3 separate regions of the Mus musculus genome follow, and regions 2 and 3 are each linked to region 1. A link is a loop called in an ENCODE intact Hi-C map of the cell type or tissue named here. Cell type or tissue: left cerebral cortex. All regions are shown on one strand. Links, peaks and the distances in the headings refer to the core of each region. The heading gives the core; the rest is flanking DNA. Region 1 holds the start of Pdp1 (pyruvate dehyrogenase phosphatase catalytic subunit 1). Region 2 has its middle 14 kb from the start of Gm11832. Region 3 holds the start of Tmem67 (transmembrane protein 67).

The links. A loop is a pair of places that touch in the nucleus more often than their neighbours do. Peaks named below come from ENCODE experiments on the same cell type or tissue, not always from the same donor. Only the 100,000 strongest peaks of a DNase experiment are listed, where the experiment ranks them.
Region 2: a loop joins it to region 1, with 11 times the contacts of the local background. A loop is called at or near these places in 2 of 42 quality-filtered maps.
Region 3: it touches region 1 in a loop (3-fold over the local background); 3 of 42 quality-filtered maps call a loop at or near these places.

What each region holds. Positions count from the first base shown.
Region 1 is chr4:11,959,704-11,970,023 of GRCm38, reverse strand. Pdp1 (pyruvate dehyrogenase phosphatase catalytic subunit 1) reads left to right here and starts at 3,574. Exons shown (of 3, transcript NM_001098230.1): 1 at 3,574-3,722; 2 at 4,376-4,410; 3 at 7,791-10,320. The coding sequence starts at 4,380. The coding sequence ends at 9,451. It overlaps 1700123M08Rik (RIKEN cDNA 1700123M08 gene), which reads right to left and starts at 3,450. Exons shown (of 5, transcript NR_040577.1): 1 at 3,341-3,450. In left cerebral cortex, for the core only: no CTCF peak of the experiment used is centred there; DNase peaks (open chromatin) are centred at 4,264, 4,876, 5,817, 7,442 and 1 more place; H3K4me3 peaks cover 5,000 bases; H3K27ac peaks cover 4,787 bases.
Region 2 is chr4:11,623,519-11,633,838 of GRCm38, reverse strand. No RefSeq gene overlaps it. Among named protein-coding and RNA genes, the nearest start is that of Gm11832, 14 kb to the right of the region's middle. In left cerebral cortex, for the core only: a CTCF peak has its summit at 5,664 (motif pointing left); DNase peaks (open chromatin) are centred at 5,416 and 5,641; H3K4me3 peaks cover 329 bases.
Region 3 is chr4:12,081,969-12,092,288 of GRCm38, reverse strand. Tmem67 (transmembrane protein 67) reads left to right here and starts at 4,332. Exons shown (of 28, transcript NM_177861.5): 1 at 4,332-4,574; 2 at 6,289-6,377. The coding sequence starts at 4,352. Rbm12b2 (RNA binding motif protein 12 B2) reads right to left here and starts at 2,919. Exons shown (of 4, transcript NM_198957.2): 1 at 2,766-2,919; 2 at 2,562-2,626. In left cerebral cortex, for the core only: CTCF peaks have their summits at 3,111 (motif pointing right) and 4,556; DNase peaks (open chromatin) are centred at 2,273, 2,951 and 4,344; H3K4me3 peaks cover 2,847 bases; H3K27ac peaks cover 1,255 bases.

The DNA.
Region 1 (10,320 bases), core at 2,705-7,704:
GTATATTCTGTGCCATTGTATGTTAGAAGTATGTGATCTGCTTTTTTTATTATTATTTCTTTTATACAGGGTTACAGTTAAGAGATTGTCTTAAGTTACAGAAGAAATTTTAGACTTTTAAACAGTGTTGATACTTAGACTCTGGGGTCCTCTGAAGTTGGACTAAATGCATCTTGCATTATGATATGGCTACAAGCCTATGGGGTGCAGGAAGTGGGATGTGGTACTTTGAATGAGAAGGGCCCCCCATAGGCTCATGTATTTACATGCTTAGTCTCCAGTTAGTGAACTGCTTTGAAGGAATAGGAGGTATGCTGACCTTGTTAAAGGAGGTGTGCACACTGGGGTGGGCTTTGAGGTTACAGAAACCCAAGTCAGGCCCACCCAGTCTCTGTACCTGCTGCCTGGGATCAGGATGTAGTTTCTCCAGCATCATGCCTGCCTGTATGCCACGACGCAATGGACTAACCCTCTGAAACTGTAAGCAAGCCCCCAATCAAATACTTTCTTTTATGTAAGCTGCTTTAGTCATGGTGTCTCTTCAGAGCAATAGAACAGTGATTAAGACATACTCCAAGTACCATTAATTTTAAGACTCACCTTAACACCAAGAAAGCAAGCATTGATTGATTAGTTACTAGTTACTAGTTACTTGCTGATTTCCCAGAAGACCTGTAGAGAATCAGGAGGAATATGGAGAACCAGCCTCTCTTCCTTCTAACTGATTTTGGCCAAAGGCAAACAGTAACCATCAGGCTGACATGTTACACTCCTATGTAGGTTTATTTTAAGCTTCTTGGCTGGGACCTCTGAGGCTACTGGATCATATGCTGTGTGCCAAGAGAACAACTTAAATGTTACTGGTCACTTATCTCTGTGTTAGTATCTCAAAGGTACTTGTGTAGGATAGACATAGTTAATTTTTCAAAGACCCTGCTTTCTCTCTGCCTGTTCTGTCTCTATGATAATCCTAGGTTGTTTTCATGTTACTTCTCAATATCTTTCAAGGTTGAAATACCAACAGGTATTCTGGTGGCTCAAACAATCAAGTTACAGCAGAAACCCCACAGATCTGTCCTGGCCCTGGCCACATAATAACAGCACTACTGAAGTAAGTCCAGTTGGGTGGATTCCACCCAGAAAGAGAGGAAGGCCAAGCCAGAAGAGAGTCAAGGCAGAGAACTTCATCCAGGACACAGGAGTTGGAATCGCTGTGGGCTGGCATTTCACAATATGCATGTCACTCAGTCATGTAACTAGAGAATAGAACTTACACCTCTGAGACTATTTCAAAGTCATCACTCTGAGGAGGCTTTATCCCAATTCCAGAAATATCTTGGCATTCAATCTTGGTGACAAATTATTTTGACTATATTTAGTCGTGGCAAGTTACTTTTTTTTTTCTTTCTGAGAATCAGCATTATTTTCAAATATAGACAGGTCATCCAAAAGCCAGAATAAGATGGGGAAATCAATACTATCCAGGTAGAAAACTAAAAGGTTGAACATAGTAAAATAAGTTGGAAATTCTCATGCAGATACAAAAATCAGTTTGAAAAGAGAACTTTATGCGACGCGGATAGCACTGTGTTATGAGCAAGTTTGACTACTGTGATAGCCTTCAAGGTCATCTGCTGTTGAGGCATGAATTTTGGAATCTCATTATTTACAATTCTTATGTAAAGAAGTCAGCAGTCAGGCGTTTCTAGGTTCTTGGTCTCTTAATCCAGAGAACTGAAAATAAGGCCTCACGCAGATTTGCAAAAAAATCACACAATAACTTAATTGAAATGAAGCAATAACAGACTAGAAAAAGATATAGGTTGACAGTAGGCTACACGAAGAGTACTGAGGGATGAAATTATTGTTCGGGATTTCCTTTCCGAGAGTTCAAGAAAATTTGGTTGATAAGGGTTGTAATATGAGAGCTTTTCTTTTTCCTGGTAGATTAGGGCCTGCATTCACTGTTTTCATCTGTGCAGGTTCCTGTCTGTAGTGCACCTGACATTAATTAGACACACAGTCAACTATGCATAGGCAAAGTCCGGGAATATGGCATTCTCCCTAAAACGCTGAGGATACACTCTTGCCTTACTGTGTACACACCAAACTAAACCCTTGCATCAGATATATTGGGACTGTCTCTAAGTAGAAATGGCTAATCTTGATTGTTGTTAGGAGAGGATAAATGTATCTCTTCTCCAAGAGGGGAAGGCAGGGGACTGATGGGGATCTTGGCTTGTTTGTTCTTGGTTGGGGAAAGGTACCTATATTTTCCCCCTCACCAATCATCTCTGCCCGTAAGCCTCTTCTGGGGATGAGCAAATTCTCCAGTTTAGAAATAGAGGCAGCTTGAAAGATTTGGGGAATTATGAATTGCAGGTTTGGTTATATAAGGTTTTTCCTTTATTACATAAAAATTTAAATACTTCAGGATTAATAAAATTTCACAGTAAACTTGGGAGTTCATCTATCTAGTCCAAATTACTTTGTAAACTTTATTAGTTAATAAGGTGTAGAATAAATCAACGTAAACTCATTAACACTGGGCAGAAGCATAGCTTCTCCCAAGAAAGTTTCATGTCATGAAGATGGCATCTATGTGGATGTAGGTAAGTGAAGAAGGCACTGTCCCATAAAGAGACAACCGCAGATGGCAGCAAGAACCCTTAGTGTGTTGTTTAGCACATCTTAAGCCTAACCTCACCCCACAGATAGGCAAACTGAGTCTCATGGGAGGAAGATGGATTTTTGTCACTGGGAATAACTTGAAAGGCTCTTCTGACTCCAAGTTCAGTGCTCTTCCCACTTTCACTGGCTGCATTTTAAAATTCATAACTCTGAATGAGTCAGGGACCAAGGAGGGAATGCTGATTTCAAAGTCCTTCCAAGAACAAGAGCACTCGTGTTATTCTTATCTACAAAGATAAGAATTCCTTCATCAAACTTCCTTTTGCTTTTGTTTACAGCTTCCTAGCCCGGAGACATAAAAATAATTGACTATCAATCCGACCTAATAACCCTAAAATCAGCAACTTGATCTTGAATGAATGAAGCGAGACACCGCCGAGACGCTCTGCCACGCCTCAATTGTGTTGTTCCCGCGGTCTACCTGGGGCAGCCCAGTGCAGAGGAGGCTTGGCTCTCAGGCCAGCCCAGAGCAGCACGCGGGGCCCAGCAGAAGTGCCAGGCATTCGCGAAAGCCCGCCCGCCAGGAAGCAACTGGCTACCAAAGCGCCACGCGCTCAGGGATGCTGGATCCCGCCCAGGCGCTTCCCCATCTGGGAGTCCAAACGCAACCCAACCAAGGCTGTCCACCTCGCGGCACGCGCAAACCCACCTTCACCAGCAACAGGGCGTGGTCACGGGGCGCGCGCACGCGTGGAACCAATAGGCTAGCCGCGCCAAATGGAAGGGATTGTCTGACCTCCGTGACGTCACAAAACTGGCGGGGAGCGCGCCCTCTTCCGCCCCCCGCCCCTCTGGCCCTCCGGGTCCCGCCCACCCGCCATTGCGCAGCCAATCAGAAGGCGAAGAGCTCAAGAGCGCCTGTGGGGGCGGGGCAGGGTGGAGGCCGGGCGAGGCAGGGGCGCGGAGTGGGCTGGCCTGGGCCGAGCTGCAGCGCGCCGGGGTGCTGCGTGGTGCTGAGTGAGGGAAGGACGCGCACGGAGGGGTGCGGCCGCCACCCGGGGCAGACCGCAGCGGGTGCTCGACTGTGCCCGGTTGGTATCCTCGTCCACCGCTGCCGAGTCGTGAGGGGGCGTCAGGGCGGTGAAGTGGAGGGCGCGCGTGGGGAGCGGCCGCGGGTGGAGGGCCGGGTGCGCGCGGAGCCTCGGTCGCGAGGAGCTGCCGCGGGTCCCGGGCGGCACCCGGCTGTCAGCGCGCGGGGCGCCCGCTGTGGCCCGGGCGTGTCTGCCTCGGCTCCCCGCTGACACGCTTGGCCCCGCGTGGCGGAGCCGGCTGCCCACGGCGGGCTGTGCCTGGAGCTCTGCGGAAGCGGGCGCGGCGTGGGGCCGGGCGGGCCTGAAGATGCTGAGTGCTTGTGGGCTCGGTGCGCTGGCTGCATGGAGCGGCGGCGGTGCGCCTGTCCGGGCTCCTGGAGTTGCCCGCCGGGGGCTGTGATGCCGCCTCGCCTGCCGGGTGGGTTTGTTTGGTTTCTTCTTCTCCCCTCCCCTTTCTCCCCCCTCCATTCTCTCCTCCCCTCCCAGCCCATTCACTGGGCTGCTGCGAGACCTCGCCCCTCCTCCGCTCCCGCCTCCCCGCCGCCGCCTCCTCTAATGAGCATCTCTGCTTTGCTTTCAATGGGCCGCTGCTGCTGTCGCTGCTGCTGTCCGCGCGGGTTGTGGATGTTGTCGGCTCCGTGTTGTGATGACAGGAGAATGTGTGTGTGTCCCGGGCCCAGACGAATTGGTAGGTATTCACATAACTACCTGTGTTGGGTACCCAGGGAAGGATGGTGACTGATTTTGTGTATGAATGGATGGCTCTAGGGGTCCTCATGGAATTAAAGGGTGAGATAAGGAAAAGGAGACAAAGGCGCTCTGGACCAGATTTTATTTTTATTTTTATTTTTTGATAGCTTAAGTGTGATATTCTGGGACACACGAAACTGACCAAACAAGTGCTGGTTTGGTTCTTTGTGTTTTAAGGATAATGGCTTTTCTTCATTCTTGTAGACACTGAACTTGAGCTGTGAAATGGCTAGGCGTTTCCAGAAAATGCTGAAAAATTACAAATCTTAATGCAGGGCGTTTAATGCAATCAGATTACATAAACGGAGGTTCTGATACGTGTAATGAAAAGTGTAGTATTTATTTTCATTTGCGTTAGAATCTTTGCAAGACCGAGAAGCTCCAGAGTAGGCGCACCAGTAGCATTTTTCTAATCGATTTGGTCCATGGGTTTATTGATTAAGTGGAATAAAATCTTGACACAGGCTTTGCCCAGCACACCACAAAGAATGGATGGGGCTCTTTCTGTTTCTGGTTCCGGCGCGCGCACCTTTTTATTACTCATTGGCAACATCAGCCAAATCTGCCCAAGACTGATACGTACAATGTTGCCAAGTGTGGGCCATGATGGTGTATGAACTTTAAAAAATAAATAAATAAAAAGAAAGTGAGATTGCTCAAGTTAACCAACAGCTACTTTGAAATTCTTATTGCCTAATCAGGAGGCTTCTATTTTGTTAATTTAGCAAGTTTATCAGCACAGAGTGTTGTTTTTTTTTTTGTTGAATTACAGGGTGTTTAGAAGGATATTAAGAATTTTCATCTTCCTTATACATCATGTCAGAAGCATTTAATAGTGTATTGACTTGTAGCTGTCTCTGGTCGGATGGAAATACTATATAATTGGTACTGACCTGGTAGAATGCTTATTAGTTATAGAGCAGGTTTCCATGAACTCAGCTTCCCTAAGAATATGCCTTTTGAAAGCATGTTAAGAGATGAAGAATTGGAATGCAATCATATGCTAAGCTCTGAATAACTGAAAAGAAAATAATTGAAAAAACTCATGCGTACTCTGTTATTTTGACGTTTAATCTCAAATACTTTTGCTGTGAAGAAAAAAGATGTAGTGTTTGAATTTAAATATTCAGAGCACCTGCTGCATGAAGCTCTTTGTCACCAGATTTCACTCATTTTTAATCGACTTTAAAAGCAGAAAATCTATCAAAACACGGGAACTTAAGGAAAGGGAAAGGGTCCTAGGCTTCTTATGCCTTGAGTAGATGTTTTTAAATGGTTGGACCTTTGCCATCACCCCCACTCTCACATTGTTTTTAAAGTAATACAAACTTACAGATGTCTGAAAAAAATGTACTTCCATTAAAATTGCACTTACATTTTAGTTTCTAATGATAACATTTGCAGCATAAAAACAGCTTTTTGTGCATACATGCATGAAAAAGGTATGGGTTTATACCCACAAGCTAGTGTGATTGGCATATTTGTACACATCTCCTGGCTCAGACATGTACCCTTAACCTTTGGATGACATTCAGGTATTCAGTTTGAACTGTTATTTAGGTGGTTAGTCCTGGTAAATTTTTTGTTGTTAGAATTTTTTTTTCATTTCAGAAGCCTTATTTATAGACTCTAATTCCAAAATTTCTAGTTCTTGCTATTTTGTACTTTTGTCTTTAGAAACAAATCTCTTCTTGGGTAGTCTAATACTTTACTACATACGAAAGACATTCTGTCCAACTTGTATATTTGGTGCTCTCTACAAAAGCAGACACAAATCTGTCAATTTCCAGTGTTTGATTTTTTCTCTTCCCTCATTTTTTCTTTTTACTTCCTGAATGGCCTACCAAAAAGTACGAGAAAATTGTTTAATATAAAACTAACACTGAGATACTTAAAATTCTATCCTTAGTAGATTCTGCTTTTGAAAAAAAAATAGTTGATAAGAAGATTTGTTTCATTTTCCTTTTTTGTTTATTTAAAACAGTTCTAAAGTGTTTCTTGTAATTTAAATGAATGCATGAGACAATATCTTAGGAATTCAGAGAAAATGTGTTACTGAAGATTCTTTTTTTCTTGTATACATTATTTGCAATAGAGATACATGCTCATCTAAATTTTCTAGATAAATGCCTATTGTAAAATACTGTTTTAAGGATACTTATAATGCTATTCTGTTATAATCTAGACCTCACGCTTAATTTATGGTTCTTTGTTGTTTTCCTATAACAAGTAGGTATCTATTTTTAACCAAAAGAGAAAACATTTCCCAAGGAATGAATAGAGATCTCTAGTAGATAAAATAATATTTCGGTAGCTTGCATTATGACATTTAAACATGGGAAATAATAGCAGGTTAGTTAACATCTGAAACAGGAATCATTTGTTTCCAAAAATCAGGTTTATAGCTACAAGAATACTTGATTTTTTTTTCAATCACAAATGGCGCAGCAAAATTCAGCAGTGAATCAGTAAACCCTATATTTGATTTCAAAGCCTCAGTATCTCAAACATTAAAAGCATGAATTCTAAAGAGGCATTAGAGTTAGTCTGCTTGCATGTATTCACTTAAGTTTAGTGGGGAAGGTCCCAGAGAGGTGAAATGTGTTTTCCCAGGATCATTTGGCGAAGAGCAGACCTCTCCTTCTTTAACTTGCTAAGCTGGCACAGTGGTATAGAGAAGGAAGCTTTACAAGAACATCCATCCACTGAGGTTCAGAAATGCGGGAATTTCTGTTTCAGTTTTACTATGTGGAAAATGTTCTCTAGAAGTTAAAATAAACTTTGCATTAACACAGTGGTATATTTATATAATTTACCAGTAAGATATAAACATGGCTTTGTTGAGGATTTATCAGTGCTTCTGGTGATACCATGTGTAATCAAAGGTCAACAATTGACCACAGGTCAAGGAACAGATCTTCATAAATAGTAGAAGTAACTGTGCAAATGGGAGATCTAAGGCCCCTTTGAAAAAGCATAGAGAGGGAGAATGGTGATTGGGCAGGTAGACTGCTGCGGCACAGTGTTACATAACTTCCTGATCTGTGTTCTCCAGCCAGATAGATGTGTATGCTGAACAGTTTGTACTGCACATAGAAATACAAAAGAAAGAGAAAACAGAAATTTAACTGTAGTTCATTCCTGACTTCATGAATGGTTGAACATTTTAATTACCATAAAACACCCTGTAGAAATTAACCTAGCATAGGGATTTTATGTAAATTGCCTTAGGAAATGTTTTCTATAAAGCACAGCTTGTCAGATAATACAGAGTATAACTTTTCTTTGTGTGTGTGTCTGTCTTAATTTGCTCTCTAGGAATCCCAGTCAGAACGTCCAGTCTGCCACTGTTCTCTGATGCCATGCCAGCACCAACTCAACTGTTTTTTCCTCTCGTCCGTAACTGTGAACTGAGCAGAATCTATGGCACTGCATGTTACTGCCACCACAAACATCTCTGCTGTTCACCACCATACATTCCTCAGAATCGTCTGAGGTACACACCCCATCCTGCATATGCTACCTTTTGTAGGCCACGGGAGAACTGGTGGCAGTATACTCAAGGAAGGAGATACGCTTCTACACCGCAGAAATTTTACCTCACACCTCCACAAGTCAACAGCATCCTTAAAGCTAATGAATACAGCTTCAAAGTACCAGAATTTGATGGCAAAAATGTCAGTTCCATTCTTGGATTTGACAGCAATCAGCTGCCTGCAAATGCACCCATAGAGGACCGGAGAAGTGCAGCAACCTGCTTGCAGACCAGAGGGATGCTCTTGGGGGTTTTTGATGGTCATGCAGGCTGTGCTTGTTCCCAGGCAGTCAGTGAAAGACTCTTCTATTATATTGCTGTTTCCTTGTTGCCCCATGAGACTTTGCTAGAGATTGAAAATGCAGTGGAGAGTGGTCGGGCACTGCTACCTATCCTTCAGTGGCACAAGCACCCCAATGATTACTTCAGTAAGGAGGCGTCCAAATTGTATTTCAACAGCTTGAGGACTTACTGGCAAGAACTCATAGACCTCAATACTGGAGAATCAGCTGATATTGATGTTAAGGAGGCTTTAATTAATGCTTTCAAGAGACTCGATAATGACATTTCATTGGAGGCTCAAGTTGGTGATCCTAATTCTTTTCTAAATTACCTGGTGCTTCGGGTAGCATTTTCTGGGGCTACTGCTTGTGTGGCCCATGTAGATGGTGTTGACCTCCATGTGGCTAACACTGGTGATAGTAGAGCCATGCTAGGTGTGCAAGAAGAAGATGGCTCTTGGTCAGCAGTCACACTCTCTAATGACCACAATGCTCAGAATGAAAGAGAACTAGAGCGTCTGAAACTGGAACACCCAAAAAATGAGGCCAAGAGCGTGGTAAAGCAGGACCGGCTGCTTGGCTTGCTGATGCCCTTTAGGGCTTTTGGAGATGTAAAGTTCAAATGGAGCATTGACCTTCAAAAGAGAGTGATAGAGTCTGGCCCAGACCAGTTGAATGACAATGAATACACCAAGTTTATCCCTCCTAACTATCATACACCTCCTTATCTTACTGCTGAGCCAGAGGTAACTTATCACAGATTAAGGCCACAGGATAAATTCCTAGTGTTAGCAACTGATGGGTTGTGGGAGACTATGCATAGACAGGATGTGGTTAGGATTGTGGGTGAATACTTAACTGGTATGCATCACCAACAGCCAATAGCAGTTGGTGGGTACAAGGTGACTCTGGGACAGATGCATGGCCTTTTAACAGAAAGGAGAGCAAAGATGTCATCAGTGTTTGAGGATCAGAATGCAGCAACCCATCTCATTCGCCATGCTGTAGGCAATAATGAATTTGGGGCTGTTGATCATGAACGACTCTCTAAAATGCTTAGTCTTCCTGAAGAGCTTGCTCGGATGTATAGAGATGACATTACAATCATTGTAGTTCAGTTCAATTCTCATGTTGTAGGGGCATACCAAAACCAGGAACAGTAAGTGAAATTACCCTGGCAGTTCTTCAGTTGGAAGGGCAGATCGATGTTTGAAAGAAACTAATATAGTTAATTTTCCAATGGTTCATTCTAAACACTTCATGTTTGATACTCTAGCTAGCCCAGTATTCATATTGACTATGCAGCAGATGATAGCTTCATGAGTGTCTGTTCTGTCCTGTTGGACCTCATGGTACCCACACTTGAGGCAGCTTGTTTCCTTACCCAGGTGTCTTGTAACAGTGACTCACCAACTGAAGAGTATGAAGATAGGCAGATATGATCTTGAATAGGTCAAAAACAAGGATCTTCCTGGGGGTATTAGTAAAGGCAAAACAAACCCATTACCATGTCCATTTGCAGACTTCTGCCATTATAAGGCTTCTAGTGTACACAAGAATATTTACTTACTGCATTTTTTTAAAAAGATAAACAGTTCAGGTAATCACATACATTTATTTTAACCTAAAGTGCAGGTCTAGTACTTTAAGCCATAAATGACCATGAACAAAGAAATCTGGATTTGTAAGTTTTTGTGATTGTGTGATAAAATATGCTTCCTAAAAGGAAAAATCCTAAACTGTTCTTCCTCACCCATGATTTCCTCAGTGTAACAGTAATATTTTGTTTTGCTACACCTAAAAGACAATAAAGGTTCTTAGGTTTAATTTTTCCTAGTGAATGTTAAATAAAGGGAAAATGTGTTTTTCTGGTTTGTATTCATGGAAACCTCTATTTAGTTTGAAATAAAGATACACGCAGAATGAAAAGAGACTGCTATGTTTAATTCTTATCATCTATAGTTATCAGCATGTCACTGTTCTGTGTCCCCCAAATCTTGGCAAGCTAGATGTGTGCTGAGTAAGCAAACTG
Region 2 (10,320 bases), core at 2,969-7,968, 340 kb after region 1:
ACTTTTAAGATCCAGAGCAAAGGTTAAAGTGACGTCGTCACACCTGTTTCTCATGTGCCTTTAACTCAGAATGGCCAGTGTGCCATTGTGACATATAGGGAAACAGACGGCAGTCTAATGATGATGTTGTTGATAAAGGAGGATGTGTGAACAAATACATACAGCCAAGAAGTGTAGGCAGGAGCAACAGAGGGTTGCTAGGCAACAGAGGGTTGCTAGTCGCCATCACTAATGGTGCATGCTTTACAGAGCCTTGATAGAAGAATGAGCAGGCCTGCTTTTGTCAGCTGCAATTTGAACACAATTTACTCCTATTTATAGATATTCCCCAGCTTAGGAGTCCTTAAAGTTCTCCACACAGGCACCAGTTGATGAGCTCTGCCTCTGTGGGGCTCCAATAAAAAGATCTTTATGGTCAGTGGCCATGGGGTGGCTGACAACCGGGCAGCTTGAGTCAGCGCCCTAGGAGGAGCATGTGACCACAGTGCTGCAGAAAGGAGAGTGTTGGATCCTTGGCTTAGGGATTGCTTCCAAGGGAGACCTGGAAAGCCTTTCTGAGAGGTCGTGGGCCAGAGCCAATCAGATCTTCAGAACACTCAACAACACTCAGGGGAGATAAATATAGTTTTGAGCCCTGCAGAGGACCCCACCCTTATCTAAATTTGAATTTCAAATTGTTTGGCAAAAGCTAGCCAGGACTTGCTTGTGTTCCTAGGTTTCTATGGATATTATCTGTGTTACACAGGACACCCTAAATATCAGCTAGAATTTCACTTTTTATTCACTGGAGGTAAAATATAACATCACCTAACTTGTACAGCAAATCTGAGAACACAAAATTACCTCATCAGCACTTAAAGCAGAGAGGTTTTGAGTTGTGAGTGGTATCTTTTGGGTATGTCCAGTTAACAGGCCTATTCACCAAAGGAAATAAATCGACAAATCAGACTCCATGAAAAGGTCTAAAATTTGTGTGTAGAAAGGCAATTTCACCAGAGTAAAAGGGCAATCCACAGAATGGAAGGAAACTTGGAAATCGTATAATCTGATGAGAGTTTAGTGTCAAGAATGTATAGCGAACTAAAGCTCAACAAAAATACACACTAAGGAAGGCCATGTCAAGCTGTGGACATGGGCCTCCATTCCACAGCAAAAGGCTCAAGTCAAGACTAAGGCCAATGTAAAGAGATACCAACTGAAATGTATAGGACAGACATACGTGCAGGAAAAACAGTGCATATCTGCAACACACTACAGCAAAATGTTTTTTGTGGGTTTTTTTTTTTTTTTTTTTTTTTTGGTTGGTTGGTTGGTTGGTTGGTTGGTTGGTTGGTTGGTTGGGACTTTTTTAGTTTTTCCCCCCAATGGTATGTTTCTCCTTTTTTGTTGTTTTTATTTTTATTTTTTGTTTTCTTTGGGGGGATGCAAGGGCAGAAGGCAGAAGGAATAGGGGGAAATGAGTATAATTGGGGCACATGATGTAAAATTCACAATTAATCAATAAAAAATAAGCAAAAAGCTTTTTGCCAAACAGTTTAAAAGAATTAAAAAAAAAAAAAGCCAGGTGTCTTTAAGCCCAGCACTTGGGAGGCAGAGACAGGTGGGATCTCCAGGTTCGAGGCCAGCCTGGTCTACAGAGTGAGTAGTGAGTTCAGGTTATAGGACAGCCAGGGCTACACAGAGAAACCCTGTCTTGAAAACCACACACACACACACACACACACACAAGCGAAGGGATCAGACAATGTCTTCTGGCCTTCGGGGGCCTTACATACATTCACAAAACACTCATATACATAAAATCAATATATGAATAAAATTGGAATAATTTAAACACTCCTTAAGAACAGACAAATCAATAGTAATTTTTAAAAGCGCCTTTTCCAGCCTTGATTGTGATGGTGTGTGCCTGATCTTCCTGCAGCTTGTTATGCCATGTTTGGTTGATGTCCGCTGGAAGGCCTGCTCTTTTCTGAGAGGTGATATCTGGGGGAAAGGGGCAGCAGGGGGAGAGGCTGAGGGTAGGGAAAGGAGGGGAAACTGCAGTTGGGATGTAAAATATGAGAGAAGAATAAAAAAGAGAAAACTGTAGAGATAATTGTTACTACTTGTCGCCATTGTCCAGCAGTGGGTAAGAATAGATTCTGTAAGTGTTGATATGACTGGGTGATCGTTCTTAAAACAGTGATTCCTAACTCATTCCTCACATCAAAATTACAGAAAACAGAACATGAAGAAATTAAAGTAAGCACCTTTTAATCTAGCTACTTCACAACACCAACAAATCTAGAATACCCCCAGCATTATAGGACAAATAGTGAATGGGTAGTAAGACTGGGAGATCTCTTATGATTTACTATTTGTTTAATTTTTCCATTTATCCATCTAATCTATGCAGTCCCTGCAGCATTATCCACTGTACTGTTTAAAGGCTCAACATGTCCTGGGCCACCGATCATGTTTCTCTTGACAGCAGAGCCGTGTGTGGTTGACTTACACAGTGAGCTCTCCTCTGGAATCAGAACCTGACTCCATGTAGACCAACCTACAAGACTCATTCAGGAAGACAGAAAATAATAACTAGGTGAAGACTTCATTGCCTGACCATATGAACCCTCCACATCTAGATGCCCTCAACAATGCAGCCATGAGGCAGTTCCTGCTGCTGCCTGAGGGGGACAGCAGCAGACACGGCCTCTGTTAGAGGAGTCTCGGGGCATGTCTTCAAGCATAAGTAATGTAAATAAAACATGCGTTTCGTTTTTTTACTACTTATGGAATAAACATCGTCTGTTTTGTTTTCTATGTTATCTGACAGCTGGAAATCCTTTAATAATTTTTAAGAAAAAAAAGTCTTACTAGAACTCTCCTGAAACTATCACAATCAAATAGCAAACCATTCATTATTATAAACGCTTGTTAAAAGTATGTTGCTCTTACAAGAAAATCAGTTGGTGATTAGGTGTTACTGTTTCAATATTATTTATATCATGTTTTATAAGGGTTGCTCATTTTTTTTCACAATATTTTGTATTGATTATTTGGAAATTTCATATCATGAATTCCAAGCACACTCTCTTCCCAGTCTTCCCAGGTCCACCTCCCACCCACCCTTGTGACCTCCCCCTAACTCCCTACAAGAAGAGGGGGAAACCAAGTCAATTTGTGTTGCCCATATACTCACTAGAGCATGATCAAACTTCTAGTGGCCAGTTCCTTAATAAAACTGAGTCCTTCCCTGCCCTCATCCCCCCCACCCCCCCAGAAGGCATCAGCTGTGGAGAGCTTCACTTCAGTATCCTTATCACAATTTTAGGAGTTCTCTTTGGTAGATTTCTCTCTAGGTTTTTACTACTTGGGGATGGGGGGGTGGGTAAAGGTTGTCACAGAAGCCTTCTATGTCACTCTTTCTCAACTGTGAGTCTGCCATCATCAATACCATGGCAGCCATAGCTTTCTTGCCCTTCACAATCAGCAGGAGCCCAGATCATAGACTCAGACATGGTTTCTGGATACAGCATGGACCACAAGACATCCACATGGTCTCTGGCATTAGCACATGATGGACTTCAGCATCTTCTCCAGTGGCAATACAGACCATAGACATCAGTACTGCCTTCTGCTGCAGTAGGAAGGCAGACCCAGACATGGTCATCGATGGCAGCACAGACCAGGACATCACCATAGCCTCAGGTGGCAGCGCAGGTCACTCGAATAAATATGGCTCTCAGTGGCAGCAGGGCTCAGAGACATTGTGATGGTTTGTATATGCTTGGCCCAGGGAGTGACACTATTAGGAGGTATGGGCTTGTTGGAGTAGTTTTAGCCTTGTTAGAGTGGGTGTGACCTTGTTGGAGTAGGTGTGTCACTGTGGGTATGAGCTTTAAGACCCTCAAGGTAGCCTGGAAGTCAGTCTTCTCCTGTCTGCCTTTGGATAGAGATGGTAGAACTCTCAGATCCTGCTGTGCCATGCCTGCCTGGGCACTGCAATGCTCCCACGTTGATGATAATGGACTGAATCTCTGAACCTGTAAGCCAGCCCCAGTTAAATGTTGTTCTTATAAGAGTTGCCTTGGTCATGGTGTCTGTTTACAGCAGTAAAACGCTAAGACATAAGTTGGTACCAGGAGTGGGGTATTTCTGTGATAAGCCTGACCATACTTTACTCAGAAAAATGTGGATTTTGAAAAGCAGTGGGATGCTTTAAGTGGGGCTTAGTGGGCCATCTTAGTAGGAATGTGGAAGAGTTTATTGCTGAGAGTTCTACAGTTGCATCCAAAGGCAGACAGGAGAAGACTGGTATACAAGAAGATACAAGGGTCTGAAAGCCCACAGTGACACACCTTCTCCAACAAGGCCACACCTCCTAATAGTGCCACTCCCTGAGCCAAGCATATACAAACCATCACAGACATCATCAACATGGCTTCAGGTTGCAGCACAGACTATGGACATCCACATGACCTTTGGTGGTAACACTAGCCATAGGCACCAACACAGACCCTGGCTGAAGCAGGAACAGGGACCCAGACAGACATCAGCGTGGCCTCAGGAGGCAGCTCAGACCCAGTACATCTGTGCGGCATTCAATGGTACCTTGGGCCAGGGACATCAACATGGCTCCCAGCTGCTGTAAGATCACAGACATCCACATGAACCTCGGGCTTCAACACAGTCTGAAGCAGTGGACCGTGAATACCAAAGTGGCCTTGGGGGACAGCACAGACCATAGAGGTCTTTCAAGAGAGGTCTTTCAAGCAGGTTCATTCCAAAAATTGATCTGTTCTTCCTCTTGGACACCCTGCTGTTGCTCAGAACCATGGCAACTGTGCAGCTGGGGAGCCTGTGGAGGGGGCAGGGGGAGGGGCTAAATTGGAGTGCAAGCTCCAGGCTGCTACACACCGCCCTATCCCCTATCGTCCCTACTTGGCAACTACATGTGTCTCCCCCCCCCGCCCCGCCCCCACCCCCACCGTCCACCGCAGGCCTCTCTCACTTCTATTACCACCATAACATTTCTAGTTCTGCACCCTCTCCACCATTTGCTCACTGCTCCGTTGCTCTCTTTTCTATCTCTGTATGGAATATTTGTTCATTGTGACACTGGAAACTGTGGGTGTCATAATACACACACACACACACACACACACACACACACACACACACACACACACACACACTAGCCAAGATGGCTGTACTTGCAAATATTCATTGCAATGAGTCTTTGGTTCACGGTTTCTGGTTTCTGAAGCACCAGACATACTGGACCATTGCTGGCCCCTATTGGAGAACCTGCCAGAGTCATGGTGATCCTGCAGCTCTGGTTCTGCAGGACCGGCCCTTTCACGTGCTCCGGCGGCTCGCAGATGGTGTAGATGTTGGGGTAGACTGACTCAAAGCACTGGATCTGGGCCCAGATTGTAGCTGAGTTGGTCAGCTGTGGCTCGGTACACTTTCTGTTTAATTAAATAATTTACTGCTCATGGCCCTTCACCCACACAAGGAATATAAAACCCGGACAATATAAAATGTTAGAGAAAATCACACCGTGGGGCACATGGATAACTGAAATGGGTTATAGCTTTTATAGCTATCATAAGGGAAACAGGAAGACAGTATGCGAAGGCTGATGAGACAACTGTGAGCTGTTGCTGCCCCCTGCAGGCCATCCACCATAAAACAGCATTGTATATACAAATAGTTCTGGCCAGGATATGCAGATAATTAAAGTTACAGATAATAAATTAACAATATTTTATATAGTTAATTCATTAGTCTTAAACTTTTTCTTCGCATTTTTATTACATTTATTTTCACGGTGTTAGGAGGTATGTCATAGCCTGCGGAGGTCAGAGAACAATTTGTGGAATCTTCTCTCCTACTGCGTGGGTCCCAGTGGTCAAACTCAGATCATGAGACCTAACAGTAAATGCACCTCCCTTACCCACTGAGACATCCCACTGACCCAACTTTATTTTTCATAAACCCCAAAATCTTTGGGGATTTGCTTTGTTTTGAGATTTTGCTCTCAGTAAATATGTTTCTGGCATAAACGGTAGAGGCTCAGAGCTCTTCATACTAATAACTGCTAAAGACAGCCCTTAAACTTTCCTTTAACTTATGAATCAAATATAAAAGTTCTGAAACCACACTGGCTTATGATTGAATTCAGCTCCTTTCATGAAAAGTGATGCTCCTGGAAAGTATTTGAGCTCTCATTTTTCTCCCCTGTAAAATGAAGAAAATAATAATAATAAAGATAATATTATCTAAGTTTTGAGATTGCCATGAACAAAATAAAATAAGGCATATAGATTCAGCAATGCCATTCAGACACATAGTCAGGAATCCACAAATAATTTATTATTTCTAATTATTATTATTATTAAAAGAAAGTATGCATTTTAAGTGACTTCCACACAATCTATGGGAAGGCTGACTAGAGCATCCAGGCCTGCTGACTGCGAGCCAAGTGTCAGACCGTCACAAGGATGCTGACTTGCTCTTCATGCAATTAATATAAAGCTCGGGGTTCCTGGAGATAGCCACACAATTCCCGCAAGCGGCTATCCAAATAGCTCACTGTCAAGTCCTTTATAAGCCCAGCACATCACAGATTAAGGTTACTGGACAATCCTCCAGCATCTAATGACTTCATTGCACTGGAATGACAAAAGTGGTTCAGCTTTTGTTTTTTGTTTGATTGTTAATGTATTTTTAAAGATGTATTTAATTCTATGTGTTTTGCTGACATGTGCCTTTGCACCACACAGATGTGTGCCTGGTGCCTAAGGTCAGAAGAGGGTATAAGATCCCTGGAACTGGAGTTAGGTGTGGTTGGGAACTACTATGTGGGTCCTGGGGATAGAAGCCTCGGGCCCTGTAAGATCTTAACTGCTGAGCTAGCTCTCCAGCCAGATTATACACTTTCAGACAGGGTCCTATACCGTAGCAGAGGTTGGCCTTAAACTCATGACAATCTTCCTGCCTCTACCCACCTTGGGCTGGGATTGCAGGCATCAGCCACTGTACCTGTTTGACAAAGCTGATATTTTCATGACACTGCCTCATAGAAAGTAAGCACATTCCATTTCTCCCTCCGCTCTGAAATCCCCTTTTTAGATGCTTTAGATAAATATCTTTTAAAATATCTATTGCTTGTTTCTATCAGGCCATTTCATTGTCTCTGGTAGAGCAGAACCAGATGCCTCATTCCCCACGAGAAACCATCGCTTGTCAGTTGACAGGTCCGAGTCTTCTAACATTCCAGGAACGATGCTTCCATGAAAGTTGAGATGCTGCAGATTTCCATCTAGTGTCATTGCTAAAAATTTGTGGGTTCAAGAGCTGGGGAAAGTCCTGAGGCACCGAAGGTCAGCCTTTCTTACAGAGAGGGTGGGGTCCCCTTAGTAATAAGTATCACACAAGTACTTTTTTTAAAAAAAATTTTTTCCCTGGAGCTGGGGAGATGGCTCAGCAAGTTAAGAGCACAGGCTGCTCTTCAGAGGACCTGGGCTTCATTCCCAGCAACCACATGGAGGCTCAAAATCATCTGTAACTCTAGTTCCAGCGATTCTGCCACCCTCTTCTGTTTTTTGTTTGTTTGGTTTTGGTTTTTTTGAGAAGGGTTTCTCTGTGTAGTTCTGGCTGTCCTGAAACTCACTTTATAGACCAGACTGGCCTCAAACTCAGAAATCTGCCTGCCTCTGCCTCCCGAGTGCTGGGATTAAAGGAGTGTGCCACCACGCCCGGCCCCTGTCACCCTCTTCTGGCCTTCACAGGTTGCAGGCATACACATGACATACATATGTAAATGCAGGGAAAACACACACACACACACACTAGCTGTGTTTAAAAAGTGTCCCCTGAAAAGTTCATCTCCTGGTTCTCTTTTGACCCTGATGGCTTTCATTGTGGCATTTCCATACACACATGTCATTTGCTTCCTTTCACCCCCTTCTCCAGTGTCCTCCCCAGTCTTCCCTCCCTCCTAACTTGTTTCTCTGTCTCTGTGACAAAACACTTGACCAAAAGCAACCAGAGGGAGGCTGGTGTTTAATTCAGCTTACAGATTGTGGCCCATCATCAAGGGAAACTCCAGGACTTCAGGGCAGAGGACAGAAAGCAGAAAGGAAGCAGAGGCCATGGAGGCCCGCTGTTCACCGGCTTGCTCCCATGGCTCACCCAGCCTGCTTTCTCATACAATGCAGGACCACTGTGGGCTGTGCCCTCCCACATCAGTCATAAACCAAGAAAGTGTCCCCTGAACACAGGCATGCAGGCTCGGTTCATGACAGAGACAAGTCCTCGAGAGACGTCCCCTTTTCCCAGATGACTGCAGCTTGTGTCAAGTTGACAAAAACTAACAGCACACCCCTCTTCCTACTGGTCCCCTTCCTTCCCTAAAACAGCCTGCCGACCTTCTGGTTTCATGGCACATAAATTCCATTTTCCTCGCTTTTCTACCTTCTGCTTTAGATCTCTTCTTCTCCTTTCATGGTCTCCTTTCTAGTTCATGGCTTATACATATACATGTATACTCTGCCTCACGAGTGCTGGGACTAAAGGCGTGCACCACCACGCCTGGTGATTTTCTTTAAAGATTTAATTTTTAAATTAAATGTGCATGTGGGTGCAATTCCCGCAGAGGCCAGAAGAGGGCACTGGATCCCCTAGAGCCAAAGTCGCAGGCGACTGTGAGTCACCTGATGATGTTGGGACCTGAACTCAGGTCTTCTACAAGAGCAATACCTGCTCTTAAGACTGGGCCATCTCTCCACCCTGATTTCATTATTCTTTATTGAAAAATGTTAGTATGATGTATATATACTTCTTCTCTGCCATTCATGAACTGAACTTGATTCCATCTTTTGGCTACTGTGAATATTGCAACAATAAACACGTGTCCTTCTGAGCATGCCAACTTAGAGTCCTTCAGGTGTCTATCAAGAGTGATCTAACTGATCACCATAACACTATTTTCATCCTTTTGAAGTCCCCACACGGATGTCCACAGTAGCTGCACTAGCTCACCCTCCCACCATCAATCGCTGAGTGAGGTCTCCTCTCTCCTGTACTCACCAGCATTCGTTGTTTCTTTTCTGTTTTAGACAGGATTTCTCCACATAAGCTTGGCTGTCCTGGAACTATGTAGACCAGGATAGCATTGAACTCACAGAACTATGCCTGCCTCTGTTTTCCAAGCGCTGGGATTAAAAGAATGTGCCACCACAGCCAGCTGCCATTTGTTCTCCTGACTGCAGCCATCCTGACTAGGGTGAAATGGAATGTCATGGCAGCTTTAAGGTGCATTTCTCTGGTGTGGAAGATGTTGAACACCTTCCTGAGTATTTGTTGGCCATTGGTAGTTCTTTTAAGAACTGTATTTTAATTCAATAGCCTACTTACTTACTGGTAGATGGGTCGATCTGGGGATTTAATTTTTGCAGCTCTTTCTACATTCGAGATGCTAATCCCGCGTGGGGCATGGTAAAGACTGAGCTGGGAAAGTTCTTGGGCTTATTTCTAGGCCCTATATTCTTCTCCACTAGTCAAGAATCCTGTCCATTACTATGGCTGTGTACCACAATCTGAGATATAACAAGGCTGTGTGATAAACACAAGGCTTCCCAGAATGGTTTCCTCCAAGTTTCTACCTTCCAGACGGCCGAGTGAATAAATATTAGGGCAACCAGCCCCTTGTGCTGCAGCTGTCAGTGTCTTCCTTGCCCATGATCGAATTTTAAAATGTAAGAGGAGTCAAAGAATAAAGGTTAAAGTGACAGTGACTGCATTAATACTCCCAAAGTGCTGATACAAGCCCTAACTGCTCTCATGACAGACGAGTCACAGTGACATAAATCATTGAGGTCCAAAAGTTGAAAACAAATACAATAACAAAGACAAACAAAAATGCAACCTTTGCTGAACCCTGCAAAGTATAGGTTACTTTGTCAGTTTGCTTGTGCCTCACTCCGTCCTCAGTCGCTCTCACTGTGACTGAGTGATTCTCCACCCCTTGATGCTCAGTGACACTGTGCCGTCCTACTGAAGACAGCTCAACTCTAGCCCTCACCGAGCCTTTCTGAGCATCTACCCTGGGGAGGAATGGTTAATCTCACTCCCAGATAAGCTAACAGCAATTGATGAGAATTAAATGAAGGTTGGCACGTCATTTGACTGGGCCCTAAGGGTGTAGAGTTGCCATTCATTTACGCACGCCTTTAATCCCAGCACTCGAGAGGCAGAGGCAGGCAGATTTCTGAGTTCGAGGCCAGCCTGGTCTACAGAGTGAGTTCCAGGACAGCCAGGGCTATACAG
Region 3 (10,320 bases), core at 1,876-6,875, 120 kb before region 1:
AAGTTATACTACTTGGTTGGAACTTGCTTGAAAAGAATATGAAGAAAGTATTAGATAGTTTGAGAGTAGTGGTCTATACATGAGCATATAAATATTTCAAAGCCCATTGAATTCTATTATTAAATAAAGTCCTAGCTTATCACATGCTAATATACTGAAGTTTTACATGTACTTAAAATCTATTTCAGGAGTAAAACATCAGTTTTGAGACCAAGTATTTTTAACAGCCTCACATCACTTTACCTAACAGTGATCCAAACATGTAGTTCATACTTATATCCAACTCACATGCCATTCTGCACCCTTCCAAAACATAACACTAAATTGAACAAAGCAACAATTCAAAATACTATAGTAAGAAAACTACCAAAGTTCCAAAACTATCAATATTATACAATAAATCCAAACCAATGGCTACCATATGGATCCAAATTTTAGTTCTGCATACTACCAATACAGAAATAAATGTCATTATGTTGTAATTAAGGAAAATACTATACCTTCCCTAAAGAAAAACTTAAAATATTCAATGTCACTCATTTCATACACTTACTACTAGACTTACTACTAGACTACTAAAATTTATCTCAGGCATACACAAAAACACACACTGTACCAACTTTGAGTTCAACTCTACCAACAGACACTTTAAAAAAAACTATCCTGCACACTTACATTATGAAAGCCTTACTAATAATATAGAAAAGTAAATATATAGACTTACTAGTTTTGAATATTGGAATTGCCAATATCTATTATTTAAAAAAAAAACCAACTCAGCTTCATATTGTCTAGGAAAACTTACTAGTAGCACTTTCACAGACAACCAAACAATATTTACCAAGTATCTTTTTAAAGTTGAAAAATAAATCATTGTAACTACTATTAGTTTACAAATAAAAATTGATCTTCAAGTTTGAAAAGCTGTCTTTAACAAACAGGTGGGGAGGGTCTACAGATTAAATGCTTAATCCAAAAGTTAATCAGTAAAATAATGGAACTACACTGTATGTAGCACACTACATATGGAAATTATTGAGCTTTGTTATTAAAATCTTTGCAGTACAAAATATAAAGCATACAAACACTAGATCCAAACAAACGAAAAGAAACCTGTAAGTTTGATTTCAACAAGTCAATATTCACAACCTTCAAAGAAAACTAAAAACGGCTCCTTGAAACCTGTCCACATCCAAATTCTAAGACTCCTAGGGAAACTGACTTGGCTGATTTCAACTTGTCTGTCTTTAAACTTTTTCAAATCCAAAAAGAGCGATATACCCCGAGGATAAGAATTCGGCTACAAATACATAAATTCTGAGAGAGTCAAGGAAAAAAGCACATACCAATTTAAAGTTGCCTCTCACAACACATCCTGACTTAATAATCACCTTTTCTGTTTGTCTTAACTAAAATCTTCTTCATTAAGCAGTTTCACAGGCACGAAGTGATTCAATTCCAATCCAACGGACCATAAGTTTGTTCTAATTTGTCAAATAAAAGCTAATGTTTAAACTTTCATGTCCTTGCCATAGCAGGGTAAGGTATCATTCGCCCACAATCAGGACCGTCTAAGAGAACATCTCAGAGACTCAAAGTATACACTATTTCCTTACAATCTCCAGAAAGTCTACTGACACATCAGCCTGCTCCAAAGTCAAAGCACAAATTATCCTGTCCTAGTTTTGGATGCCATTGCACAAATATCGAACAACACAATAACCCTGTTGTTTAGTGATGCCACTGCTGTCAGGCCTCTATTGAACTGCTACGAAAAGGGAGGGGATCCTTGAAATTTCATTTAATGATAAACATAAGTTAATCAACGTTGCTAATTTTACCAAGCCATCCTTCCATTTAGATCACCTTAAATAAATGATCTTATGTGTGCATCTTTTAATCATGATGCAGAGGACATCAGTAGGCTGGACTTAAGAGCTGATTTTAACGAACATAGCCATTTTCCAGACCTGGCAAGAGAGACAAGTTTTACTATGTGCCTCCAACGTTCTTACTACCCAGTATCAAGAACCATTAAAATCCTAAATAAGAATTTTCCTTGCAGAAAATCTACCTCAGTCCACAAATATCCTCTGATAAGATCTGCCTTTTATGATGTAGATGTTTAAAATAAAAAGGCGTCATGACCACATAGGGCCATAGTTCCGGGTCAGGAACCGTTAAGTGAAGACGATTCCACAGGACACACGCTTCCCCCGTTATCCATCATCATCGATGGGGAAATCCTCCGGAGACTGCGATTCGACTTAGTCCACGCTCCGAGCCAACGATCAGAGTTTCCTTCTTTTAGCGCCAGGCCAACATCCTAGGTCGGATCTGATACTGCCCCCAGACTCGGTGCCCGACGGCTTTCAGATTAACCAGGACCGCCCAACCCGCGTTCCTTTGCGCTCCGCGGTCCTGAGGGCAAACGCACCACCCCAGCTCGCCCGAGGGGACTGGCTCCCAACCTCACCGCGCCGCTCTGCGCACCTCCAGCCCGAGAAAACCGGCCTTTCCCGCGCCGCTACCAACGTGGACATGGCAAAGAAAAGAAATACCTAGGCGCTGCTCCGAGATTTTCGCTGTCAAGATCCCAGGAAGCTCACTCGCCGCCACACGGAGGCTGACAGGAGGAAGTCGGGGGTCAGCGAGCGCCGCCCTAACCGCACCAGCCGCGCTCGCCCCCCGCCCAGCACGCCCGTGCTTCCGGCTCTCACCCCCTCCCTTGCCCCATGCCCGGCATCCTGAGAAGTGCTTCGCACCGGGCAGTCACCACACACCACACAAACGGAGAAGGGACGCTCCTCGACGCCGCAGTCTCCGCACGGCCTACCAGGCCCAACACGGCCGGAAGAAAATGGAGACCACACTCCCCTCCGGTCCGGACAAACCGATGCACCGTCTCTCTGCTCATGCGCAATCCAGGCCCAACCAGCCACCCCTTGGCGCTCTGAACGCGCGTGCGCAGACGTACTGCTTCGGTTACAGTGATTGGCGGGTGTGAGTGAGGAAGGCTGTTCTCTGCAGTGTAGTATGGTTTTGTGCATGCTCTATTTCTAGGCAATCTGTGAGCCCCTGACCCACCCCTGAAAACTTCCACTGGGGGGCGGGGATGTGAGGCAATTGTAAAATATACAAATCAAAAAGGTTTCTTTTTTTTCTTTTCATCATAATGAACCGCTTTGGAAGTGGAAAGCTGCAGAGTTTTCCATCCTCTCCTGTGATTTCTGTTAAACCTGAGAAAAACAGGGCAGTTGCATAGGCAGATAAAAGCAAGCTGTATTTACAACAGGCCTTCGGGCTGCCTTACCTAAAGTATGTATTACAGAAAGCATCCCTTCAACCTTTTATTACTGTGCTGTTAGGTGTATGTGACAATTCCCAACAATCACACTATGTGGCAGTTCTCCAGTCGGGGGTTTATTGGGATGGGAAATAGAGTTATCCTCTGGGAGAGGGAGGAGAACCAGGGACAGGGGAGAAAGGGAGAATGAGGCTTTTATTAGGCATTGTTGCGCTAACAGTCTGCAAGGCTGTGCACTTTAATAGGCAATATTCATGTATATCCAAATTTGGTTCTCAAACCAAGTGAGATGAGGTGTATATGTAGGGTGCTTTATGCACAATACAGAGAAAGTATGAAATCAAGATTCAGTAGGCAAGGTTTCTCCTAGACTTTTGTCATAAAGGTATTATATATAAAATCAATGAGGGTTTCTGTTTGTATTGCTTTGCTAAAACTCAAACTCAGGACTTGAAACAATCCCTACCCTTAGTGTTTTTTAAATAATGTAAAAACAAAGCCGGGCATGGTGGTGCACGCCTTTAATCCCAGCACTGTAGAGGCAGAGGCAGGCGGGATTTCTGAGTTCGTGGCTAGCCTGGCCTACAAAGTGAGTTCCAGGACAGCCAGGACTATACAGAGAAACCCTGTCTCGAAAATCAGAACAAAACAAACAAAAAAAGTAAAAACATAGGGCACCTCCTTTGTTGTCAAAATTAATCCCCTGGGTAAACTGTCATGTAGGTGTGATTGCCACTTTCATGAAACACTTTTAAGTGCTAAAACCATATATTTTCCATTGCTGTAGTAGTATTTCCTGACACGGTAAATTGACTGCGTCCCAGAGTTTTAAATACATTTTAAATAACCGCCCCTAATTTATTTAGCATATGTCTGATCCATTGTTTCCCGCGTGCGTGGTAACCTAGCAACCAGGCGTCGCAAGGTTGAGTTTTTTTTTTTTTTTTTTTTTTTTTTTCTGAACCCTGTTGTCCAATCAGCTCAGCGGACTCACCGAGGAGGCTGCTGGGGAGCTGGAGACTGCGGACCCAGGATATGGGTACCATGGTGACGCGTACAAGGCCTGTGGCGGCCATGGCGGTCAGATCTCGTTCTTCATCCCGGACTGGCACCGCCTACCTTCTCTTAGTTCTCTGCGAAGTCTCATGGGCACAAATCTTCTCCTTCCCTTTCCGGCGGCCTGAGACCTGCGACTTCAACCAGTACTTTGACATCTCGGCGCTCTCCTGTGCCCCCTGTGGCGCCAACCAGCGGCGGGATGCACTAGGTGAGGCGGTTTGGGGGTGGATGGACTCTGACCAAAATAAAGCACTCCTGACAGCCAGCACTCCAGACATTTTATTTGGAGAATGTTTCAGAAAATGCACAGCTATCAAACCTAAGAAAGGGTTTCCTGGGAGGATACGGCTGACACAATGAGATCAGTCACCCAGGCGCCACCACCCTACCCTCCTCCAGGAACTCATTCCCCGGAGTCAGTCTCTGGCAGGGAATCCTTAGGATGGCACCTGAAAGCCGCCTAAGAAAAGTAGAATAGAAATAGAAAAGAAATAACCTGAGGCGTCTAGTGAGGTACCCTGACAGGAAAGCAAGGGAAGAAATGTGAATTAGTAAACTCTTGTGACCATTAATTCTACTTCCAAATTCAAGATATTTAAAGCTGTTTGCAACTGTGACTATAATCAGATTTTGTAAGCAAAGGAAACTGAAACCGAGATGTTGTGACATCTGTGTGACATATACTGGAAACTAAGAGAACTCTTGTCTCTTCCTCACTTTCTTTTTTGTTTTTTGTTTTGTTTTGTTTTTCGACACAGGGTTTCTCTGTGTAGCCCTGGCTGTCCTGGAACTCTCACTTTGTAGGCCAGGCTGGCCTCGAACTCAGAAATCCGCCTGCCTCTGCCTCCTGAGTGCTGGGATTAAAGGCGTGGGCCAGGACACCTGGCTTCCCTCACTTTCTACCTCTGCATTCCCAGCGCGTGGCTTTGCATCTGTGGTTACATATTCCCTTAGGACCTGTCCCTTTTATTGTTGATGACTTCTGTTTGCTCACATTGTCCTTTTAGACTTAATTGCATCGATTGGTCTAGTTCTCCCTTAACTACTCAGAATGAGTCTTTTCCTATTTACTGAAGTCTAAAATGCTGTGAATCTCAGACTGGTTAACTCTCCTGCTTTAGGCCTGGTAGAGTCTCACTTAAGGCAGTGCGGATCACTGTGTCAGAAGATGGAGTGTGAAGAGCAAACGTGTTCTGCATTGTATTGCTTTCATGACAATGAATGAAGACGTGTGTGTTGTACATAGACTCCTACAGGTGCTGGCTCTACTTAGTCCTTAGAGAATTCTTTCTTTAACTAGCTGAGTCTACTTGTAATTACAAACAACATTTATTTTCTTTCTAGAGAAAGAGTATTTGAATGAAAGCAATTTTCCAATAAGATATTGACAAAATTAAAACTCACTAAACACACATACATATGGTTTAGTGATGCAGAAATGTAATTCCTAGAGCAAGTAAGTAGTTTTCATAGTTCAATAATAATTGCAGTTTAAAAAGTAGCAACATGATGCCAGACATATTTCTAAACTTTGACCCTATTAGGTAGGTCCTGTTTTTTTCTCCATTTTACTAAACAAGAAGCCGAAGTATAGAATTCATTAACCCACTCAGTGTTTGCATGTATACGCACAGACCCATAGACACATATACATGCACAGACAGACAGACAGAGAGACAGACAGACAAAGACACCTGTTGTCTCTCATATAATGCCCAGTCTGGCCTCGCACTGTCTGTGAGCAGGGATACCCTTGAAGTACTGCCTGAACTTCCTGCCTCTTCCTCCTAAATACTGAGGTTACAGGTATACACCACCACTCCAAGCTTCAAAATCCTAAGAACTGTTAAGTTTGTGTCTTGGAGTTTTGTTTGCTAAGGACAATATCAGCTTTGTTTTTTTTTTTTTCTTTTTCTTTTCAGGAACTTCCTGTGTATGTCTACCAGGATATCATATGATCTCTAATAATGGAGGACCTTCTATTATTTGTAAAAAGTGTCCAGAAAACATGGTATGAATAATTTATTTTAAAATAACTTTTGAGAAAAAGTCATAAATGTCTATCTCTCAGACTTCAGTATAATTTCCCATTTGTTCACATACTTTAAACTTTTTTTGTTTTGGGTTTTTTGTTGTTGTTTTTTTGTTTTGCTTTTTTTGTTTTGTTTTTTTTTTTGTTTTTTTGTTTTTTTGTTTTTTTTTGGTTTTTTGAGACAGGGTTTCTCTGTGTAGCCTTGGCTGTACTGGAACTCACTCTGTAGACCAGGCTGGCCTAGAACTCAGAAATCCGCCTGCCTCTGCCTCCCAAGTGCTGGGATTAAAGGCGTGCGCCACCACGCCCCGCTACTTTAAACTTATTAAGGTAATTTTATTAGTATACATTTTGAGAGATCAGTAAAGCAAAGAAGAAAACTTTGGGGAAAAAAGACAAATTCATTTTGTTCTGAAAGTGGTTGAGTCAGATATCCCAAGTACAAAGCTGTGAAAAAAAATCTTTCTGTTTGCCTCACAGAATAACTAGGGTATAAAGAGAAGCTGAGTATTCCCTATGTAGAGCCATTCGGGGTAAAATGTCTTTGCTGTAGATGGCATTCGCTGTCTTAGATGTACTGTGCTGATCGTCTTAAATGATGCTTGATCCTCCTAATGCTACATGAGGTTCAGCAATCCTCATGCTACATTAGGTACAGCAAGTCGATGCATTGCCGGTTGCATCAATAGAAATGGAATCATTCGAAGTTTGCTTAGTTTCCTCATTACATAATGGTTCAGGGAAATTCGACTAGTGGGCAAATTTTATGGGCTAATTACCAATTAGTAGAAATATGTTTTCTAATCATTTAAGCTAATTAGGAGTGTATAACAGTTCTATTGAAGTGTTGTTTCTTATTCTATTAGAAAATTAAATCTAAGAATCTATTATCATTAGGGGTCATCCTTTGAACTATTCATCCTGTAGATCTGATTGTTATATTTATATTTAGTTCATGTTTTGGAAGTACTAGTTGTAGCTAAGTGATTGGTAATGAAGGGCTATGGGTAGAATATTGTTCCAGGGATAAGTTTACTTAAAGTCTAAAAGTTTATTAAAGCTATTGTAGGTTTTTAGTGTTATGGAAGCATGCCAAATATAAAATCATTAATAAGTCCAGTCTCTTCAACAAAATCTAATTTGTGTCAGTTTTAGCATTAGTCTCTACTGACTTCAGTTATAACTATAAGCATGTGAGTGGCCAGGCCCCTCCCCTGAGGACGTCAAATCGCCAGGTCCTATCCACAGAACACACTAACTGCTCTAACAACTGGACCCAACCCCACCCTAAAGAGAAAAAAAGCCCAAGCTCGGTACTTGAAATCCCATCAATCCCAACCCTGGAAATTTTCACCCTGGAAAGTTCTGCTGCCAAGAAATGTTATCTAAACCCTGTCTTCTGCTCAGTTCTTTGCTGCTCCTCATTCAAGCAGAGGCAGCTGCCCTCCTTGGGTTTTTCCCTCTCAATAAATCTCTTGTGTGAGATATGTTGCATGGTGCAGTGTGACTCTGTGGTAGTCCTTGGTTCCAGACTGTCAGGATACCTTTCCCGTGATGTAATGTAATGTAATGTAATGCTTACATTGGTCCCGAGACTGGATAAGTCCTCCTCATGCCTATAGCCCCCTTGCAGGTCGAAGCTTCACTGGAACCACAGCCCTCTTCTCCAGTCTACCCACAGCAGACTCACCTCCCAGCTCACTAATGGCTCAGCTCCTTACCTACCACTTAGTTCCCCTTCGGTTGGTGTAAACATTTCCCCAGATCTGAGGAAGTTACCCTTGAGTGTCCAGCACCCCTCTGGTAGTTTTGGAATCAAATGTACCTCACAGCCACAGTCTTTAAGGCTATGTCTGCCTCCTTCACCTTCATCCTGCTATTGTGCCCCCTTCTGCCCTCTTCTCCCACCTTCCCTTTGGAGCTGCCTGTAATCCCACAGCTTCCCTAGGGCCTCATGGCTTTTGTGACTGTTTTCTAACCCTTCCCTTTGGATGGGACCCCACTTCTAGAGCTGGATTTGTCCTTGCCTTCTGGCTTCTATGAAAGCACCTCTGTTCTCAGGCCTTGAGTCTCTCTTCCCGCTTAGCCAGCTAAGGCCCTGATCCCCACTGAGTACAGTGACAACCCAGTGAATGGCTCGTCCTCCTTTAGTGCTGGGGACACCTGCAACTAAAAGTTGCAGTGACATTTTTCCTCCCCTGCCTCTCATCCATGGGAACAGTGTCTTCCATGCCCTGTCATTCCCACTTGGGATGCCTATTGGAAAACTTTCAGCATGTCCACCTAACACCAGACTTAAAGGCCCCTAAAATTGATCATTTTTGCAATCAAATTTGGCCTCAATATCCCTTAGTCAGATCCTAATATTATTCAGGGCCTTTACAAATACTGAAAGTGATAGAGGAAGTAAAAATAAGATTCTCCTTTCCCTATTTCTCTTTTCTCATTTCCAAGCCCTTTGTTTTTGTCTGGTCTCCCTAATAGACACAGTGTAAATGTCCATTACCATTAATGGATCTGTAAGTTTGTTGCAAAGTGGGAGCCAGGAGCCTGACCTACCAGGACAGGGAGAAGCAAAGAAGTAGGCCAGTGTACACATACTCTTTGCTGACTGATATGTCTCTCAAGTCCCTCCTGCAATAGCCTCTGTCTATAGCCAGGGCTCAGAATTTTCCCATCTCTAAGGATTGTTTATTCTCAGCTTACTGGATTCAGTATTGGAGGGATTCTGGCATGTTTTAGGTATGCATGATATTAGACTGTTGTTTTGTGCTGCCCAACTTCAATTAAAAGCAGGCTCTGGAGTTGGGGTGTGACTCCCCTCCTCTAGATCCACCTGTACTTGTTTAAAGGTTTCCTCCAAAATTTCTGTCTCAGATCAGGTGAGCCAGCTGCCTAAGTGTCAGAGAAAGGAGAACAAAACAAAATAACAGGACAGACTATTCCCAGTAGGGACTATCGCTACTAATCTCGTACTCACTTGGTTTGGGTTTATCTCTAAAACTTTTGTAAGCATATTGGATATGATTTAAAAACTTATAAAAATCTGTAACAAACAGGTCAACCTAAAACTGGGACTCCCAGGTTGAGAGTTAAAATTTATACATAGGTAATCTTAAACAAAGCATGTGGCTTGCTGCTATCTTAGCTGCTGTCCCCTCATCTGGATGAAGGCTGACAACCACCTTTCTGGGGTTAGAAAAGATGGACTTGCTATGTGATCTCACTCTCAGCTTGTTTAAAAGTGACCAAAGGAAAAACAAAGCCCAAGCAAGATGATCCCTCCACTATTTTTGATCATGCTAATGAGCCTCACCCTTATCAGCCTCAACCCACAATTCCTTCTTTCCCTCTTCAGTCTCCCTTCCTCTCGCCACAGTTACAGGCTGTCCAAATCAGTCCTCTCCAGCACTCACTTTCCCCACTCTTCCATGTGACTCTCTTTACCTCCTCCTACCCACCCTAAACCTAGAGGGATCTTCTTCTCTGGGAGGTTGCGCAGGTGAACAGCTGGGTCAGGGAGCACATCCCCTTCTCATTAAGTGAACTCTCTCAAAAAGAGAGCGGGATCTTACGTTCTAATTCTTCCGCCTTTGTTAAAGATTTCCAGTATATCACCCAATCTTACAACCTTGCCTTCCGTGACCTTTATATGACTCTCACCGACAACATTCTCCCCGAGGAGTGCAAGCAAGTCTGGGATCAGGCTAAGGCACATGCAGATGAAATCTATCCAACTAATATTGCCCACCCAGTCAGGGCTGAGTTAGTCCCTGACCAAGACCCTGAATGGAATTATCATACCCACAGGGCATCATTGCTATGGATAAATTTATAACTTGCCTCCTGACTGGTCTCCACAAGGCCACCCCTTAAAGAGATAAATTATGAAAAAATCCAAGACAGCATCCAGAAAACCCAC